3 separate regions of the Homo sapiens genome follow, and all the other regions are linked to region 3. Evidence: read pairs that join two places in POLR2A ChIA-PET (ENCODE). Cell type or tissue: MCF 10A. All regions are shown on one strand. Each heading gives the region's core, and the rest is flanking DNA. Links, peaks and the distances in the headings are about the cores only.

Region 1 (5,910 bases), core at 984-4,983, 200 kb after region 3:
AAAAAAAGAAAAGTGTGAGAACCATTAGTTGGAAATAGGATGGGGCCACGAATAAAATCTAAGCGTACATTCCAAAATCAAGAGCTTAACAAAAGACCCAGTTAGCCTGAGGTACAGAACCAGGAGGTGCTCAAATCTGGGGCTGAGAGCCAGAGAGACGTCAGAAGGTGAGAAGTGCCCAGCCAGGACTCCACTCTGCGTTCTTTGTTTTGTTTTTGAGACGGAGTCTTGCTCAGTTGCCCAGGCTGGAGTGCAGTGGTGCGATCTCGGCTCACTGCAACCTCTGCCTCCGGGGTTCAAGCGATTCTCCTGCCTCGGCCTCCCGAGTAGCTGGGACTACAGGTGCCCGCCACCACACCCGGCTAACTTTTTGTATTTTTAGTAGAGACGGGGTTTCACCGTATTAGCCAGGATGGTCTCGATCTCCTGACCTCATGATCCACCTGCCTTCGGCCTCCCAAAGTGCTGGGATTACAGACGTGAGCCACCACGCCCGGCCCACTCTGCATTCTTACAAGGTGCCGTGTGTGGCTCCCAGGGCCTGAGCTGGGAGCCCAGAGTCTTCATCTCCTCCCTACTTCTCACTTCAACTCGACTTACTCACCTCCCAAGTTCTCCCGGACTCTGTCTCCTGTTTTACTTTCCTTGACAGCATTATCCACGAGTTCAGGACTTCTCTTTGCCTTAGGGACCACCACCTGGACGGCGCGGTGGCTCACACCTGGAATCCCGACACTTTGGGAGGCCAAGGCAGGAGGTTTTTACTACAACATCTCCAGGCAGGGCCCTTGTCTTATTCACTCTGTTTACATCCACCTGGGTGCCACTCCAGTGTTTCGCACAGAAAAATAACCACGTTGGTGCAATTACTTGTGCACCAACTTAAAGCAAGACCCCGCTTTACACCAAAAAAATTTTATATTAGTCAGGTGTGTTGGCACATACCTGTAGTCCTAGCTACCCCGGAGGCTGAGACGGGAGGATTGCTTGAGCAAGTCTAGGCTGCAGTGAGCTGTGATCACACCACTGCACTCCAGCCTGGGCAACACAGCGAGACCGTGTCTCAAAAACAAACAAAAATTTTTAATTAATTTTAAAATAAAGGCCATCCCATCCAAGCAAAAATTGGAAAATGTAATGTTCAACAACATATCCATATAGTCACTATTTGCAGACCTGCAACGTGCAGGACACTGCGTCCAGCATTGGGGACAGGTCCTCACAGAGTTTACGCTCTTGTAAGAAAACAGACATCAAATATCCCCAAAACATATGTAACTAGAAACTTTGATAAGCAGCATAAAAGAAACAGATAGGACACAAGTGCGTTTGATACCAGAAGGACAACCTCATCGGGGGTCAGGAATGATGAAACATCAAGCAAGAGTGAAGATGAAACACTTGGTAATATTTGATGAGCGAGGAGAATATTCGTGAGATAGTTAAGTGGAAACGACAAAACGACAGGTATATAGTTAAACCCCACTTTTGTATTTTTTTAAGTATATTTTACAGAAGAAAGGAAAGATATACAAATAAAGTGCAAAATGTTAGCAGTGGGGAGGTTTATGATTCCTATATTCTAGTGCTTTTCTACATTTTTCAAATTCTCAAAAAGTTTTTTTTTTTTTTTGAGACAGGGTCTCACTCTGTTGCCCAGGCTGCCGTGCAGTGGCACGATTCTGGGCTCAAGGGTCTTCCCACCTCTGCATCCTGCATATCTGGGACCACAGGTGTGTATCACCAAACCCGACTAATTTTTTATTTTATTTATTTGGGACAGCTTATTTATTTATTTTTTGAGATGGAGTTTCGCTCTTATTGCCCAGGCTGGAGTGCAATGGCGCGATCTCGGCTCACTGCAACCTCCACCTCCTGGGTTCAAGCGATTCTCCTGCCTCAGCCCCCCGCGTAGGTGGGATTGCAAGGCGTGAGCCACTACGTCCGGCTAATTTTGTATTTTTAGTAGAGATGGGGTTTCACCATGTTGGCCAGGCTGCTCTTGAACTCCCAACCTCAGGTGATCCGCCCACCTCGGCCTCCCGAAGTGCTAGGATTACAGGGATGAGCCACTGCGCCCGGCCGATTTTTAATTTGTTGTTGTGATAGAACATACATAACAGAAAATGTCCTATTTCAAGTGTGTTCCGGTGGACCGTCCTGCAGCATTAGGTGCATCTCCTGTTCTGCTACCATCACCACCATCTGTCTCCAGAACTTTCCATCTTCCCAAACTGAAATTCCGTCCTCAGTAAAGACTAACTCCGTTCCGTTCCGTTCCGTTCCCCTGCTCCCCAGCCCCAGCCCTTGGCAGCACCAAGCCTCATTCAGTTTTAAAATGCAAACATTCAAAGACCAAGCCTCATTCACACCTTCGGTGTAAGTTACTTTCATCTGCGAAACTCCCATCACTCAGAAAGGAATGCCCAGGTAAAGGCAGGAAGTACAGGTACACAGAGCTGGAGACAGGCCTGGGTGGCAATTTGGGATGGGGGTTGGGAGAAGAGATTTTACAAGTCAGATGGGAAGGAAAAGTAACTATTTGCTTTGAGGTTTGGCCCAGGGCCTTGGGAGCAGCCGGCGGATTCAGGTGTAAGAACTAGCCACCAAAAGCCTCTGCATCTCTTGTTCAAAGCTGATTGTCTCAGGTTTGACTGTCTCAGGCTTTGGTGTCTCGCAGAAGCACCAAAGGAGAGGACAGGGAGGAAGAAAGAAGGGGTGGAAAGGAGATACAGAGACTTAAGTCAAGAATGAGGCCTCCCGCCTCCCGGAAAGCAAACCTAGGAATACTCTTGACAGCTGGTCACACTGCACCTGCCTGAACAAGTCCAGTGACGGGTACAAGGAGGCCCCAACATTCCAGAGAAGCACATCCAGGCAGCTTCAGAAACCCCAAACCCAGGAACACAGAGGAGGCTGGAGAGGCTTCTGGCTTTTTCCTGATTGACTGACTGAGACAGAGTTTTGCTCTTATCACCCAGGCTGTAATGCAATGGCGCGATCTCAGCTCACTGCAACCTCCGCCTCCCGGGTTCAAGCGATTCTCCTGCCTCAGCCTCCCGAGTAGCTGGGATTACAGGCGCCCGCCACCATGTCTGGCTAGTTTTTGTAGTTTTAGTAGAGACGGGGTTTCACCATGTTGGCCAGGCTGGTCTTGAACTCCTGACCTCAGGTGATCCGCCCGCCTCAGTCTCCCAAAGTGCTGGGATGACAGGCGTGAGCCACTGTGCCCAGCTCCTGATCTGTGGTGGTTGTTGCTGCTGTTAATGTCTCACCTCTCACTACAACTCCCCATTCAACTTTCTCTAAAACCACCTCACTCATACAAACGTTGCCCTGGCTCAAGCAACTGCTAAAATGCTCACGAACGTCCCTGTTCCCCAAGAAGTACATGGTGGGCTTGCTCCCAGCACAGCAAAAAGTCATCATTCCAGTCTTTAGTTTATCCAAAACTCCCTTTCTCTGGCTAAGAGCTATCACTTCTTTAGATAATCTTTGCTTTTTCTTCCCTGATATCACCAATAGTAGCAGCTGATTCTCGTTGCAAAAGAGCCATTTTTCACAAAGAAAGTTTTAATGACTTAAGAGTTAGCAGCTGGGCTGCAATGCAAATCTATGTCTTAGCAGAATTATGACCTGTCAGGAATCTCTGGGATGGATGAAAGCTCTCAAGATTCAAGACAATGTTAGATCCGCACATTCTCAGTATCTACCGTCTCTGTCTCTATTTTTCTCCTCCTTCCCTCTTTCAAGAGACGGATCTCACTCTGTCACCCAGGCCGTAGTGCAGTGGCACCGTCAATGGCTCACTGCAGCCTCAACCTCCCGGGCTCAAGCAATCCTCCCACTCCAGCCCTCCAAGTAGCTAGGACTACAGGCATGCACCACTACACCCGGCTAATTTTTTTATTTTTTATAAAGACAGGGTCTTGTCATGTTACCCAGGCAGGTCTCGAACTCCTGGGCTCAAGCGATCCTCCCGCCTCAGCCTCCCAATGCTAGGATTACAGGCGTGAGCCACTGTGCCCGGCTCTCCTCCCCTCTCTTTTCTCTTTATTAACAGGAGTATCCCATGTTTTTTGTTTTTTTTTTGTTTTTTTGTTTTTTTTTTGAGACAAGGTCTGGCTCTATCGCCCAGGCTGGAGTGCAGTGGTGCAATCTCGGCTCACCACAGCCTCTGCTTCCCGGGCTAAAACCATCCTCCCACTTCAGCGTTCCGAGTAGCTCAGACCACAGGCGTGCACCACCACGTCGGCTCATTTTTGTATTTTTTGTAGAGATGGGGTTTCGTCATGTTCCCAAGCTGCTCAAACTCCTGAGCTCAAGCGATCTGCCCGCCTTGGCCTCCCAAAGAGCTGGGATTCCAGGCGTGAGCCAACGTGTCTGGCCATCCCACACATCCCTGGGATTTGTAGAACAAGGCTCTGGGTAATGAAAGAGTCTGGGGATAAACACTTTTGCCCATCTCCCATCCAATGCAGCCAAGAAAACTGTTCATAACAACCCTGGGAGGTGAGTCAGTGATCCAATGGGAGGCTGGAAGGAGTATAGAAAAGGGAGGTAAGAGAAGCAAAAGTAAGGCCAGGTGCGGTGGCTCACGCCTGTCATCCTAGCACTTTGGGAGGCCGAGGTGGGCGGATCACGAGGTCAGGAGATCGAGACCATCCTGGCTATCATGGTGAAACCCCGCCTCTACTAAAAACAGAAAAAATTAGCCAGGCGTGGTGGCAGGCGCCTGTAGACCCAGCTACTTGGGAAGCGGAGGTTGCAGTGAGCCGAGATTGTGCCACTACACTCCAGCCTGGGCGACAGAGACTCCATCTCAAAAAAAAAGAAAAAAGAAAAGAAAAGGGAGGTAAAAGAAGCAAAATTAGGACTGGGTGCTGTGGCTCACACCTGGAATCCCAGCACTTTGGGAGGCCAGGGCAGGCAGATCGCTTGAGCTCACAAGTTCCGGACCAGCCTCGGCAACAAGGCGAAACCCCGTCTCCACAGAAAATAAAATAATCAGGCGTGGTGGTGCACACCTGTGGTCCCAGCTACTTAGGAGGTTGAGGCAGGAGGTTGCAGTGAGCCAAGATTACGCCATTGCACTCCAGCCTGGGTGACGGAAGTAAAACCTTGTCTCAAAAAAAAAAAAAAAAAAAGCAAAAGTAGCCAGGATGGTTTGCAGGAGGAGCAGAAGGAGGCGGGCTCAGTGGGAGATGGCCCACGTAACCAGTCAGACAGCGATGGTTTGCGGGAGGAGCAGAAGGAGGCATACTCCGTGGGAGACGGCATAACCAGCCAGACAGCACTGGCTCTCAGAGGCAGAGAACAAAAGGGACGGGCTTAGAGGGAGAAGTGAAGCCCATTTCAAAAGAACTCCTAGAGACAGCCGTGCCCACTCGCCCCCTCACCAGCTTTTCTTTAATTACTGAGTCTGCACGTGATGTTCCTTATACCACCTGGACTCTCACCAACCCCAGCTGCTTGTGTTAACAAAGTCAACCTCTCTGAGAATCTGGGCTGGTGGTCATTAGCAAAGAGAGGCGAGGATAAACATCCTAGATAAAGGGAAACCACAGATTGTAAACTTGAAGAGGACTCTGGCCAAGAATCTGGAGGAGTTACTTAATTCACAGGGTTGTGGTAAGGGACTAATGAGAATGCAGACGAAGGTGTTTTGCAAAGAAAGTGCCATAAGCATGCGTCACTAGGAAAGCTGATGTATGAGCAGTCTGCAAAGTGGGGGTCTCAAGAGCACAGAGTCCAGGCAGCGGGGGTCTCAGCCACAGCACCACCTCTTTAAAAAGCGACACCCAGCTAACTTCACATCTCATTCCAAAGAGTGGCAGTTTGGGTAACGTGCTCTGCCAAGCACATCTGACTTCATCAGAAAAGCATTCGGTGAGATTTCCTATGGAATCC
Region 2 (5,910 bases), core at 1,205-5,204, 1.7 Mb after region 3:
CCTAAGGTCGTTCCGTATTCCACCTGCTCCTCTCTCCCGAAGCGGGGGCACTCTTCCCTGACCCCAGGGACGACTCTGAAGCCAGTTCTGGAGGAGGGCCCCCAATTAGAAAAATGCCAGGGAGGAATAGCAACCCTGACCACTTAACACACTGTGATTGGGGCAACAAAAATCTTCACCTGAGACCCAACTCCGCTGTTCTGCTTCCTCGGTGGAAGCCACACGAACCCCACTGGTACAGCGGCAGCGATAGACCCCAGGCGGCTGAAAGCTTATTTGGAGCGTCCCGGAGCATGTCGATTGTGCTGTGCCAGTGCAGGGGGAGTACCCCTCAGTTCTGGCCCCAGGCTCCATTCTTTGCTAACCGGTCCAAGAAGTGGGGGGGCAGTCAGTGCCAGTGGGTTTAGAACTCCTCAGCCGCGGCTTCAACATCACACACAACCAGAAAGCAAACCTTCATGAGGCTGAGAGGCAGGCCGCCCTGCCAATACATTCCATCACATGGCACCCTCGGAGCGTTCCTATTTTAGGGACTGGTTGGAAGACAGCTAGAAACATAGAAAGCAGGCAAAATGTTTGCTGGCTTTACTCCTTTCCTTTGAGGGCATCGTCATGCATCCTAGGGGGGAAAAATCTGCACAGATCCTGGAAATCAAGAACTTCGTGAACCAGAGGAAGGGGGCTGTTTGCCAGTACTAGTCTACAGAGGCCTCTGATCTTTTCACATTTAATGCCCCAGCATCTAGAGCTGAGCATGCAGAAGTCGCCACACACACAAATGTCCAGGTAGGTACCACTGATTTTGCTTATGATGAAGCTGGAGCAAAGGCGGATTAGAACGGAACAGCCCAGTTCTTCTCCATGGGATGAGTGCCCCTTTGCTGGGAGGGCCAGATCTGTGCTGGCTCCAACATTGCTTCCTTTAAGGTGTCTGCCACTTGCCACCAGTATGGTTGGGCCTGGCCCATTCTGCACAACTAGAGAAAATGGAAAATTCAAAGGCAATATAATATATAGGCGGCAGTGGAACAGGGACTCTCAACAGTATACAGACAGTCCCTGACTTGTGATGGTTTGACACAGGACTTTCCAAGTTTGCAATGGTTGTAAAAGTGATAATCTAGCATGCGCTCAATTTAGGATGGGATTATGGCTGGTGAAACCCGTCCTAAGTGGAGCTGCATCTATACATGATTGTGACCTGAGTTAATGCTTTTGGGCAAGTTCTTATTTTGTGTGGGGTCAGCACCGTGGTGCACAGTGCTCCATCCAGCTGTCCCTTCCTGCTCTCCTCAGGTGGCCATGCACTCATACAGCCCTGGAGTTTCTGCTGAAGGCTGAGGTTTAATTTTTTACACTCTTCTTTGTCACTGGCCAACTCTATACCAGTAAGTAGGCACCTCTCTGAAAGGCAGTGTTCTTAAGACACTGTTCGCTTCAGGGGTGAGGAAGCAGAAGGTAAGAGTAGAGTGAACACAGATTTGAATGCCAGCCTCTCCATTGCCCCCAATACTCCATCTGCTCCAGAGCTTAGTGGAGATGTTTGCTATTTAAAACAAACAGCCTTACTGGCTTCACATGATCATCTGTTTATTTGGGTCATGTGGGGACAGCAGCCAGGGGATGTTAGACAAAAACAAGGGTTTAGAAGGGAGGCTGCAGGCCAGGAGCGGTGGCTCACGCCTGTAATCCCAGCACTTTGGGAGGCCGAGGTGCATGGATCACTTGAGGTCCGGAGTTCGAGACAATCCTGGCCAACGTGGTGTGGTGAAACCCTGTCTCTACTAAAAAAAAAAAAAAAAAAAGGAAGAAAAAAGAAAATTAGCTGGGCGTGGTGGCAGGCGCCTGTAATCCCAGCTACTGGGGGTGGTTAAGGCAGGAGAGTCACTTGAACCCGGGAGGTGGAGGTTGCAGTGAGCTGAGATGACACCACTGCACTCCAGCCTGGGCCACAGAGAGAGACTCCGTCTCCAAAAAAAAAAAAAAAAAAAAAAAAAAAGGGTGGGGGAGGCTGTTTCTGGACCTATTGTTGCCTACAGGAGCCTGAAAATGGCCAAAAACAATACCTCATCAACCAAGCTTTCCCCAGTTGAGGAATGGACAGTGGGGGTGGGAGATACCTATAAATGGCGATGTGAGGGCATGAAAGAAGAGGGGAATGAATAGGAGGGCTGTTTAATATTTTAGCCCCAGCTTCCTGTTCCAAGGGGGTGGAGCCAGGATAGAAGCTGGCAAATGTACTCACTCAAGAGAAAGAGAAATAAGTCCTTTTGGTTTCAGCAGAAAGGTTAGCAGGTTTGGGGAATTATCCAAAGGCCAGCAATCTCTAAAAAGGTGTTCCTTAAGTTTCTTTTTCTTTTTTTCTTTTTTGAGATAGAGTCTCCCTCTGTTGCCCAGGCTGGAGTGCAGTGGTGTGATCTTGGCTCACTGCAACTTCTGCCTCCCAGGTTCAAGTGATTCTCCTGCCTCAGCCTCCGGAGTAGCTGGGATTACAAGCACGCACCACCACGCCCGGCTAATTTTTGTATTTTTAGTAGAGACGGGGTTTCACCATGTTGGCCAGGCTGGTCTCAAACTCCTGACCTCAAGTGATCTGCCTGTCTTGGCCTCCCAAAGGGCTGGGATGACAGGCGTGAGCCACCGCGCCCGGCTGTTCCTTAAGTTTCTTCATGGCTTCTGGGTGCTTAGTACCTTGGAGCAGGAGAAAAGCTGGGCTGTCCATCATTGTGAGTTTCTCACGAGAGGGTTTCCGTTTTCAGTCTTCCTCCCCGAGTCTTGTGCACCCCACCTCCCAGTTCAAATTCCATTATGTCCTCCAATTTTTTAATCTTTTATTCTTTTTTTCACCAACCACAATAAGAAGCACCAATTCCCCAATTTTTTAATATGCTGAGCCAGAGACATCCCCTTAGTGGAACTGTCTTCCTATCCCCCACCACTCACCTAACAAAGTATCAACTCCAAGAGCTATGAAAATCAGTGCCCTGACTCCTACAAAGCCTGAGTCATGAGATGGGGGAAAGGGCGTGAAGCCGAAAGTACAGATGTTCACAGGAAATCCCAACCCTTCAAGCCTGATGTCTCATCTTTTGCAAGCAGCTAAGGAGCTTTTCACATACCATCATTAAAACAAGACCCATGGGAGGAAGCTGGCTGCAGGATGAAGAGGAAAAAACAGAAGACTAGTACACTCAAGACATACCAGAGAAGATCCATTTCATAAATATTTATTGTGTGCCTGAGGTGCCAAGCACTAGGCTAGGTATGCTGTGGCCAAGGCCAGGGGACCTCTGGTAAGCCAGAGCGGGGCAAAAGCAAACAGAGCGGAACTCCACTCCACTGTGATAACTTGCAAAAGATTAGTTCTGCTGTTCGCCACCGTGCTGGATGCAGCACCAGAGACAGGACGACACGAGGACCCAGAGGGCGCCGCCATGCTCATTTCAGAAGGTGCAGCCTCCGTGTCCGTGGGTCCGCACCCATGGAGGCAACTAACCGTGGATCAAAAATATTCAGGAAAAAAAAATGGAAAATATACAAGAAAAAATAATACAAATTTAAAAACCAACACAGCACAAGAACTATTTACACAGCATTTACATGGTATGAGGTATTTGAGTAGCGCAGAGATGAGTTAAAGGATACCTGAGGATGTGCATAGGTTACATGTAAGGGATTTGAGCATCATCCATGGACAGGTATTCAGGGAGGCTCCAGGAACCAATCCCCATTGGACAGTGAGAAGCAACTGTAATTCCGTTTTTCTATGTAGAGATAAAAACAAATTCAGTGGATTTAAGGCTGGGCCAGTCAACTGAGCCTGATTCCCCCAGTCTGAATGATGAGTGGGACTCTGAATTCCTTTGACAGAGGTGGACCCATTCAATCATCAGTGAAATGGGGTCCCCACAGCCAAAAGTTTCCACAGGACTCTTTACCTCCTTTCCCCACCCCAAGTGAGTTGTCAGAGGACCTCTCCTGAACTCACAGAACAGGTCCAATCAAGTTCCACCTCCCCATTCATGTCCTTTCCAGAAGCTGGGCGCGGTGGCTCACGCCCTAAGTTCCAGCTACGTGGGAGGCTGAGACAGGAGAATCGCCTGAGCCCAGGATTTCAAGGCCAGCCTGGGCAACATAGCAAGATACTGTCTCAAAAAAAAAAAAAAAAAAATTGCAGCCTCACATGATGTCATAGCTGGAAGAGCTGGGATCATGGGGTCTGACCTCCCAAGAGAAGGTGTATCCAAGGTCACAAAGCTGCCAAGCATCAGCTAGGTTGAGAAGTGGCCTGGTCCTCCTCTTTGGCTGGCTGGGCCAGGCCTGGGGAAGTGCTATCAGTGTGGGGTGTTGAGTCCCTGAAAGCCTCCCAGAAGTGGGTGAAGATGGAGAGGGAACTCCACCCCTCCTCGTTAAAGACAGGAATAATCATTCACTTTGCTTAGTGGTCCCCAATAAACAAGCTTAGCAGATAAGCGGGAAGACAGGGAAAGGGAATCAGACTTGGGATCCAGGAGCTCGCAGGACCCTGTTCTGCCCCAGGCCACTCAGGAATGGAGAGCTGCTAGCTGGACCTGGGTAGGTCACCATTACTCACTGGGGCTTTTGTCTGGCATGAAAGGTGACGGGAGAAAGGGGCAGATTTTTATCCAGGCAGCCACCGTGGGTGTGGACACTGAGTAATAAGGAAAGAAATGCAGTTCAGAAGCAAAGAGGGAGGAGCCAGGTCCTCTGAGCTCTTCTGAGAAACCAGAGCCCAGTCGAGCTCTGCAGCTAGAGTGGCAGCTGCGGATGACAGTGGGTCAGAAGCTTGGTGGGAGGAGGCTGACCCAGCGGAAAGGCACAGGAGACGGATGACGATGTCAGGGATTCCTTTAAAGGAAAAAAGAGGTGGCTTTATGACAGCAAAACTAATTCAGGTCAAGGGAGTGGGACTGGGCAGAAGTTATGAGTAAAGCCGGGTGGAGTCTTGCCATGGGAGTCAAGAGTCCGCTGGATCACGCAGGGGTGGGGACATGGTGATAGGGAAGAAACCTCCCAGGACCGACGGGCTGCAATGTGATCAGTGCCCCACACAAAGGACTAAGGTCTATATCCCAGCAGCCCCAGTTCACACCCAAATGCAAGGCTGTAGCATCAAGTCTTGAAAGCCCAAGAGATCAGCAGCCTATGCCAGGAATGAGGCTCTCTCTGGAGGCAAGGCCGAGAGCAGTGGCCGGTCACTGGCTGCACAGCCCAGAGCAGATACCACAGAGCCAGGGCTCAGCTCCAGGTGCACTATGAGATCTCTCCCCAAGGCCCCAGGGCCCACTGGGAAAGGACACACCACTGCTGCCCAGCCTGCTCCACTCCCTGTGCCATCAGGGACACCTCAGTGGGGAGTGCTAGAGCTTCCCAGCGCCCTCTCTGATGAGTTAGTCTGAAATAATGCTGAACCACTGGTAAAAGACAGGTCCTTAAACTTCACACCATACAGCAATGTAAATTCAAATGCTAAATGTAAAAAATAAAACTAAAATAGCCATAATAAAATATAGGAAAACATTTTTCAGCTCTAGGGTGGTGAAGGAGTTTCTACCCATAAAGGCAAACAAAGAAAATATAAAAGCACAGTGTGATAGATTTGATTACCTCTAAAAGCTATAAAAATAAAACAAAATCATCACTAAAGAAAAGAAAAAGGGGCCGGGCACAGTGGCTCATGCCTGTAATCCTAGCACTCTGGGAGGCCGAGGCGGGCGGATCACGTGAGGTTGGGAGTTCGAGACCAGCCTGGGCAACATGGTGAAACCCCTGTGTCTACTAAAAATACAAAAAAGTACCCGGGTGTGGTGGTACATGCGTGTAATCCCAGCTACTCTGGAGGCAGAGGCACGAGAATTGCTTGAACCCGGGAGGCGGAGGTTGCAGTGA
Region 3 (5,910 bases), core at 1,126-5,125:
ATCACAACAAGTTTTTTTTTGTTTTTTTTTTTTTTTGTAGAGACGGGATTTCACCACGTTGCCCAGGCTGGTCTGGAACTCCTGGCCTCAAGCGATCCGCCCACCTTGGCCTCCCGAGGTGCTGGATTTACAGGAGTGAGCCACTGTGCCCAGCCAGCCCTTAAATATTTTTGAAACCTGAGTTTAGAAATGTTTGCTTTTAGATAGGTGTGACTATCTGCAAACAAGCCAGATTTTGCATTTTTAGCAAAAGAAACATGTATGTGAAAGTGCTTTGAAAAATACACAGCAATACATAAAAGCAGCACTCCATCATCGGTTCCTTGTGTAAATTACGGTTTTTACCGGCAGGAATCAGAGCGGAGTCTCCCGTGTAGCATGCAGCTGCGGTCGCTGTTTGTAGAAACCATGGGTTTGGGGTGTGGCTGTGCTTCCCGGCCTCACAGTTTGCTCTTGCAAAGAATCTTAAGATAAAACCAAGGAAGCTGCCGTCTGGAGTCGGGCTAAGGCCACCTAGGGAATCTGTAATCCAGCAGGTGCTTGTTGAGAAGTTTAACAGCAGGGGGCTATGCCTTGAGGATCCGGTATAAAGAACAAGAATCCCCTGCCTGTGCCGAGCACACAGTTTAACGTTTTGAAAATAGGATGTCATTTAATTCTCCCAGCCATCCTGGAGGGTAGAGGCAGGAACCGCCATTTTACTGGGGAAGGAGGCAAAGTGTTTTCTCCAGGTCACACAGCTTCCAGGTGGTGGAGCGTGGACTGGAACTCAGGTTCTCGGATCCCAACTCCAATGCGCTATGCAGTGGCTGCCTCCCAGGCAGACGGCCCCTACCGTCAGGGGCATGTGGTCTGCCAGAGAAACGCACACACACATATCAGCTCAGGGCTACACTGATCAGGCAAACAAAGTGAAGGAGAAATGAAGAGCAGGGTGATTGACTTCTTTCTGGCCACACTCAAAGTCCTAAGAGCAAGTCAGCTCATTCTCTGAACCGTATTTCTTCAGACGCAGTGTGGCTTTTGTTGCCAAAGAGAATGAAGTTCCGCAGAAGGCTGTTGTTCTCCTCTTTGGACACCTCCTTCCTTTCTTTCCGTGTCTGACCTTTTCCTCGTGTTCTGTTGTTGTGCCAATCTTTAGATCTTCATCTCTATGTCTATCTTCCTGTATCAAAGTGTATACTGGCGTTGTGTGTGTGTGTGTGTGTGTGTGTGTGTGTGTGTGTGTGTGTGTGTGTTGAGACAGGATCTCACTCTGTTACCCAGGCTGGAGTACAGTGCTGTGATGATGGCCCACTGCAGCCTCAACCTCCCGGGCTCAAGCAATCTTCCCACTTCAGCCTCCCGAGTAGCTGGGACTACAGCCACACGCCACCACACCCGGCTAATTAGTGTATTTTTTTGTTTTACCATGTCGCCCAGGCTGGTCTCTAACTCTCGGGCTCGAGTAATCCTCCGGCCTCAGCCTCCTAAAGTGCTGGGATAATAGGCAGGAGCCAACTCCGGGGCTCAAGTGATCCTCCCGCCTCGGCCTCCTAAAGTGCCGGGATAATAGGCAGGAGCCACCTCCTGGGCTCAAGTGATCCTCCCGCCTCGGCCTCCTAAAGTGCCGGGATAATAGGCAGGAGCCACCTCCTGGGCTCAAGTGATCCTCCCGCCTCGGCCTCCTAAAGTGCCGGGATAATAGGCAGGAGCCAACTCCGGGGCTCAAGTGATCCTCCCGCCTCGGCCTCCTAAAGTGCCGGGATAATAGGCAGGAGCCACCTCCTGGGCTCAAGTGATCCTCCCGCCTCGGCCTCCTAAAGTGCCGGGATAATAGGCAGGAGCCAACTCCGGGGCTCAAGTGATCCTCCCGCCTCGGCCTCCTAAAGTGCCGGGATAATAGGCAGGAGCCACCTCCTGGGCTCAAGTGATCCTCCCGCCTCGGCCTCCTAAAGTGCCGGGATAATAGGCAGGAGCCAACTCCGGGGCTCAAGTGATCCTCCCGCCTCGGCCTCCTAAAGTGCTGGGATAATAGGCAGGAGCCACCGTGCCCACGTGCCCACCCCCTGTGCCGTATCTTTCTATGTCTCTTCCTATTTCTTCATTCTCCTTTTGTCCTTCCTGCCCTCTCTCTGCTTCAATGGTCCCTACTGTGGAAATGAAGTATGGGTCTACACAAAGTAACTTTTACTTCAGAACAGATGTCCATTTTCTCTGTTAGGGTATTTATTTATTTATTTGAGACAGGTTCTTGCTCTGTCGCCCAGACTGCAGTACAGTGGCACAATCTGGGATCATTGCAACCTCTGTCTCCCAGGCTCAAGCAGTCCTCCCATCTCGGCCTCCTGCGTAACTGGGACTACAGTTACTGGGGTGGGTTCCACCCATCTGGCTTTTTTTTTTTTTTTTTTTGAGAGACAGGGTTTTGCCATGTTGTCCAGGCTGGTCTCCAACTCCTGGGCTCAAGTGATCCACCCACCTTGGACGGATCCCAAAGTGCTGGGATTACCGTTGTGAGCTGCTGTGCCCAGGCTGTGTTAGGATTTTTAAAGTGGATGAGCGGACAGAGACCCCTAAGTTCCCTTTTGGTTCGGGAGCTCACTACGTGGAGGCGCTTCACGTGTGATCTCACTTCTTTCTCATGTACATGATTTTCCCAGATAGGAGGAAAAGGTCCTCGATCAAGGGTAGTTGCCCACACATCACATATCTTAATGGCATTCACTTGAGAACTCACAAAGTATTTTACAAGTAAATACGGTATTTTCCATTTAAGGCTGAAGAAACCAGGAAACAGATATGGGGAGAGTCCCTGTGTCCTATTCCTTAATGATAGCGAGTGGGGTCCAGAGGAATGGGGGAGAGGAGATGGAAAGGCAGGCCCACATGCTTTCATGGCAGAAAAATCCCTCCGTAGCCCTTTAGAATGGGGAGCTTTATAAATTCTCTGTTCAAGGGGGCGACAGTCTACATTTGGTAAGTGAGTTTTACGTTGGCATTAAGTAGCCCAAATTTCACTCTGGAAACCCACACAAGCAGTGTAATGACAAACTGGTGAAACCCAGCCCCACAGCCTGGAGTAGTGGAAATTACCCTGGAACAGGTTCTAACCTGAGCCTTGTCCCTTCACAGGGTGGTGAGTCAGCGGCCCATCCTGCACTTCGCTTTCTTCATGTGTAACATGGAAATAACAGGTTTAGCCAACCTCACTGGGTTATTTTGAGACCCAGGTGAGCTACTACACGTGAAAGTGCTTTGAAAATTTGTAAAGTTACATATAAACAGAGAATACTGTTCATGGCAGCATCAGAGCCCATCAATTCACCATACAAATTTATGAGTAAATAATTAGGAACAGTATTCATCAGAAACTATATTGTGAAAGATTATTATTCCCTCCTTGCTTATCAGGCTTGAAGGCAGTATAGTCATCCGGCACATGGAACTAAAGGCAGAAAGTACTGAGTTTGAATCCCAGCTCGCCACCAGCAGTGTGACCTGGGGCGATTTTTAAATTGCTCTGGTCTGAGTCTCATTTTGCTGATACACACAAACACACACACACACACACACACACAGAGTGAGAATAACATCTGTTGTGAGGATTTAATGAGACAATGTAGACAAAACATCTGACATAGGACCTAGCAAACAGTAAGTACTCAACAGGTATGAGCTTTGGAAAGTATGAAACATGTATTGCACCCTCAGAATGTGCCAGCCTCACTTGGGGTACAAAATGAAAAGACACAGTCCTTGTTTCTAGGACCTAACAGTCTGGTGGAGAAACATACAAATGAGAAAACAACAGCCTCGTTACCCAAACCCAAAGGCAGACCTGGAAACCTTCTTAGAGAAGGAAACAGCTGATTCGAGACTTTTGAAGGATGAGGGGAAGTTTGTGTAAACCAGGCCCCGTGTTTTTCATTTGGCCTTACCATTTGCCGACAGGGGTTTGATCGCTTGAAAAGCTAAGGTTCATGTTTCTGCTTGTTAGCTTTATGGTGATTCAACATAAACAGTCTGGTGACTTCACTGAGCATGGTGTTGAAACTGATCTTACTTGCTATTTTCTTTTTTCTTTTTTTTTTTTTTATTTGAGACAGAGTCTTGCTCTGTTGCCCAGGATGGAGTGCAGTGGCACGATCTTGGCTCACTGCAACCTTCGCCTCCCGGGTTCATGCCATTCTCCTGCCTCAGCCTCCCGAGTAGCTGGGACTACAGGCGCCCGCCACCACGCCCGGCTAACTTTTTGTATTTTTAGTAGAGGCCGGGTTTCACCATGTTAGCCAGGATGGTTTCGATCTCCTGACCTCGTGATCCGCCCGCCTCGGCCTCCCAAAGTGCTGGGATGACAGGCATGAGCCACTGCGCCCGGCCTTTACTTGCTATTTTCTATACATGAAACATCGGTTGTTTTGTTTTCAACTCATAAAGATGCCTTACAGCTTCTTGTGTAGGGGAGACTGGTTCCCACCACTCAAAGGTGCCAGCATACTCACTGCCAAGCTGCTGCTCCCTTTAAGGAGGGAAGGCAGGGAGGACTTGTAACCACCTGTCACTCTCTGGAAACACTGGCGCTGGAGGTCACTGTGATAAATGCTTAGGAAAGAGACAGTGGACTGCACAGAGTCGTTTTCCTGGAGAGAATGGAGAGTTCACAGGTAGCTGGTTTTGTCCACAAGCGAATGTGAAAATAAAGAGAGCGTCGCATTTGTCAGATATCTTGGGACCAACCTGAAGTGGCTTTCTCCTTTCACTGAGTATGTCAGCAGTGAATTTGGGAGTTAGAGATGTTGCCCTAAGTGGACGAAGTTTGAGGCTTTTCTTGAGGCTGTCTGCCACCGTCCTGTTGGCTAAGTCCCTTTTCTTAACCACATATAGGAAGATGTTAGAGGCTACATTCATTCCAAAAGGTCACAGCCTAGTAACTGATACTACCACTGAAGGAAAACTATCTTTTAAACCTGAGAAACATCTTCAGACTCCATCATGAATGAATCCAAATTGAAAAAAACAAAAGCTGTGCTCACTCTACACCAGTTCCTACATCACTAACTGCCGTGTTAAAGTAATTTAACTGGCACCTAACAGAAATCATCTGCCACTTTGTAAAAGTCATAGACTCATAAGAATCTAGAGCTGGAAGACCGTTAAAGAGCTAGTGATCCAGCCTCCCTCTCATTTCACGGACCAGCAAATCGTGGCCCAGAGAGCCGAGCCCAGCTGTTCCGAAGTCCTCATACGGGATTTTGGTCAGCATTTTGCATGACGGTGATCTGAGGAGACCCGTCATACCTTTCATTTGTAGTAACATAAATGAACTGTATTTCCCACCCCCTACGTTTGTTAGCTGAGGAAGATACAGACCAAAGCAAAATAAAGCTGGTAGTTCCTAAAGGACAGAAGCCAATGATACTGAAATTCCTGTCTTCATCCATGTGATTGGTGCTTGGCACAAATGAAATGTATTCCAATTCATTCAAGTTTAGACGCCTGTCCCGATAACTGTTTTTTTGTTTGTTTGTTTGTTTGTTTTTTGAGACAGAGTCCTGCTCTGTGGCCCAGGCTGGAGTGCAGTGGCGTGATCTCGGCTCACTGCAACCTCTGCCTCCCAGGTTCAAGCGATTCTCCTGCCTCAGCCTCCAGAGTAGCTGGGACTACAGACAGGCACCACCACACCTGGCTAATTTTGTATTTTTAGTAGAGACGGGGTTTCACCGTGGTGGTCAGGCTGGTCTCGAACTCCTGACGTCAAGTGATCTGCCCGCCTCGGCCTCCCCAAGTGCTGGGGTTACAGGCGCGCCCGACCCCGATACTTTTAAATAACGACACGTTGTGAACAACACCACAGTCCCTACGCCTCTGGATGGTGTCTCCGGATAGATCCAAAGCCGAGAGGCAGTAAGAGCCTGCAGCCTCCACAGT

The links. ChIA-PET counts read pairs that join two places held together with the same protein. Peaks named below come from ENCODE experiments on the same cell type or tissue, not always from the same donor. Only the 100,000 strongest peaks of a DNase experiment are listed, where the experiment ranks them.
Region 1: POLR2A ChIA-PET joins it to region 3 with 9 read pairs; 2 of 35 experiments call an interaction of 5 or more read pairs at or near these places.
Region 2: POLR2A ChIA-PET joins it to region 3 with 6 read pairs; 1 of 35 experiments calls an interaction of 5 or more read pairs at or near these places.

What each region holds. Positions count from the first base shown.
Region 1 is chr17:922,453-928,362 of GRCh38, forward strand. The region is part of intron 1 of NXN (nucleoredoxin); the gene reads right to left. Among named protein-coding and RNA genes, the nearest start is that of NXN, 54 kb to the right of the region's middle. RefSeq lists enhancers at 1,386-1,942, 1,943-2,498, 4,677-5,567. In MCF 10A, for the core only: no CTCF peak of the experiment used is centred there; DNase peaks (open chromatin) are centred at 2,559, 2,829 and 4,439.
Region 2 is chr17:2,402,362-2,408,271 of GRCh38, forward strand. It overlaps LOC284009 (a long non-coding RNA gene), which reads right to left. Exons shown (of 3, transcript NR_028335.1): 3 at 4,620-4,869. Among named protein-coding and RNA genes, the nearest start is that of MNT, 4.3 kb to the left of the region's middle. RefSeq lists enhancers at 1-236, 237-806. In MCF 10A, for the core only: no CTCF peak of the experiment used is centred there; DNase peaks (open chromatin) are centred at 2,190, 3,030, 4,050 and 4,790.
Region 3 is chr17:726,013-731,922 of GRCh38, forward strand. The region is part of intron 1 of LOC124903893 (a long non-coding RNA gene); the gene reads right to left. Among named protein-coding and RNA genes, the nearest start is that of TLCD3A, 3.6 kb to the right of the region's middle. RefSeq lists an enhancer at 3,797-4,091. In MCF 10A, for the core only: no CTCF peak of the experiment used is centred there; DNase peaks (open chromatin) are centred at 3,109 and 3,949.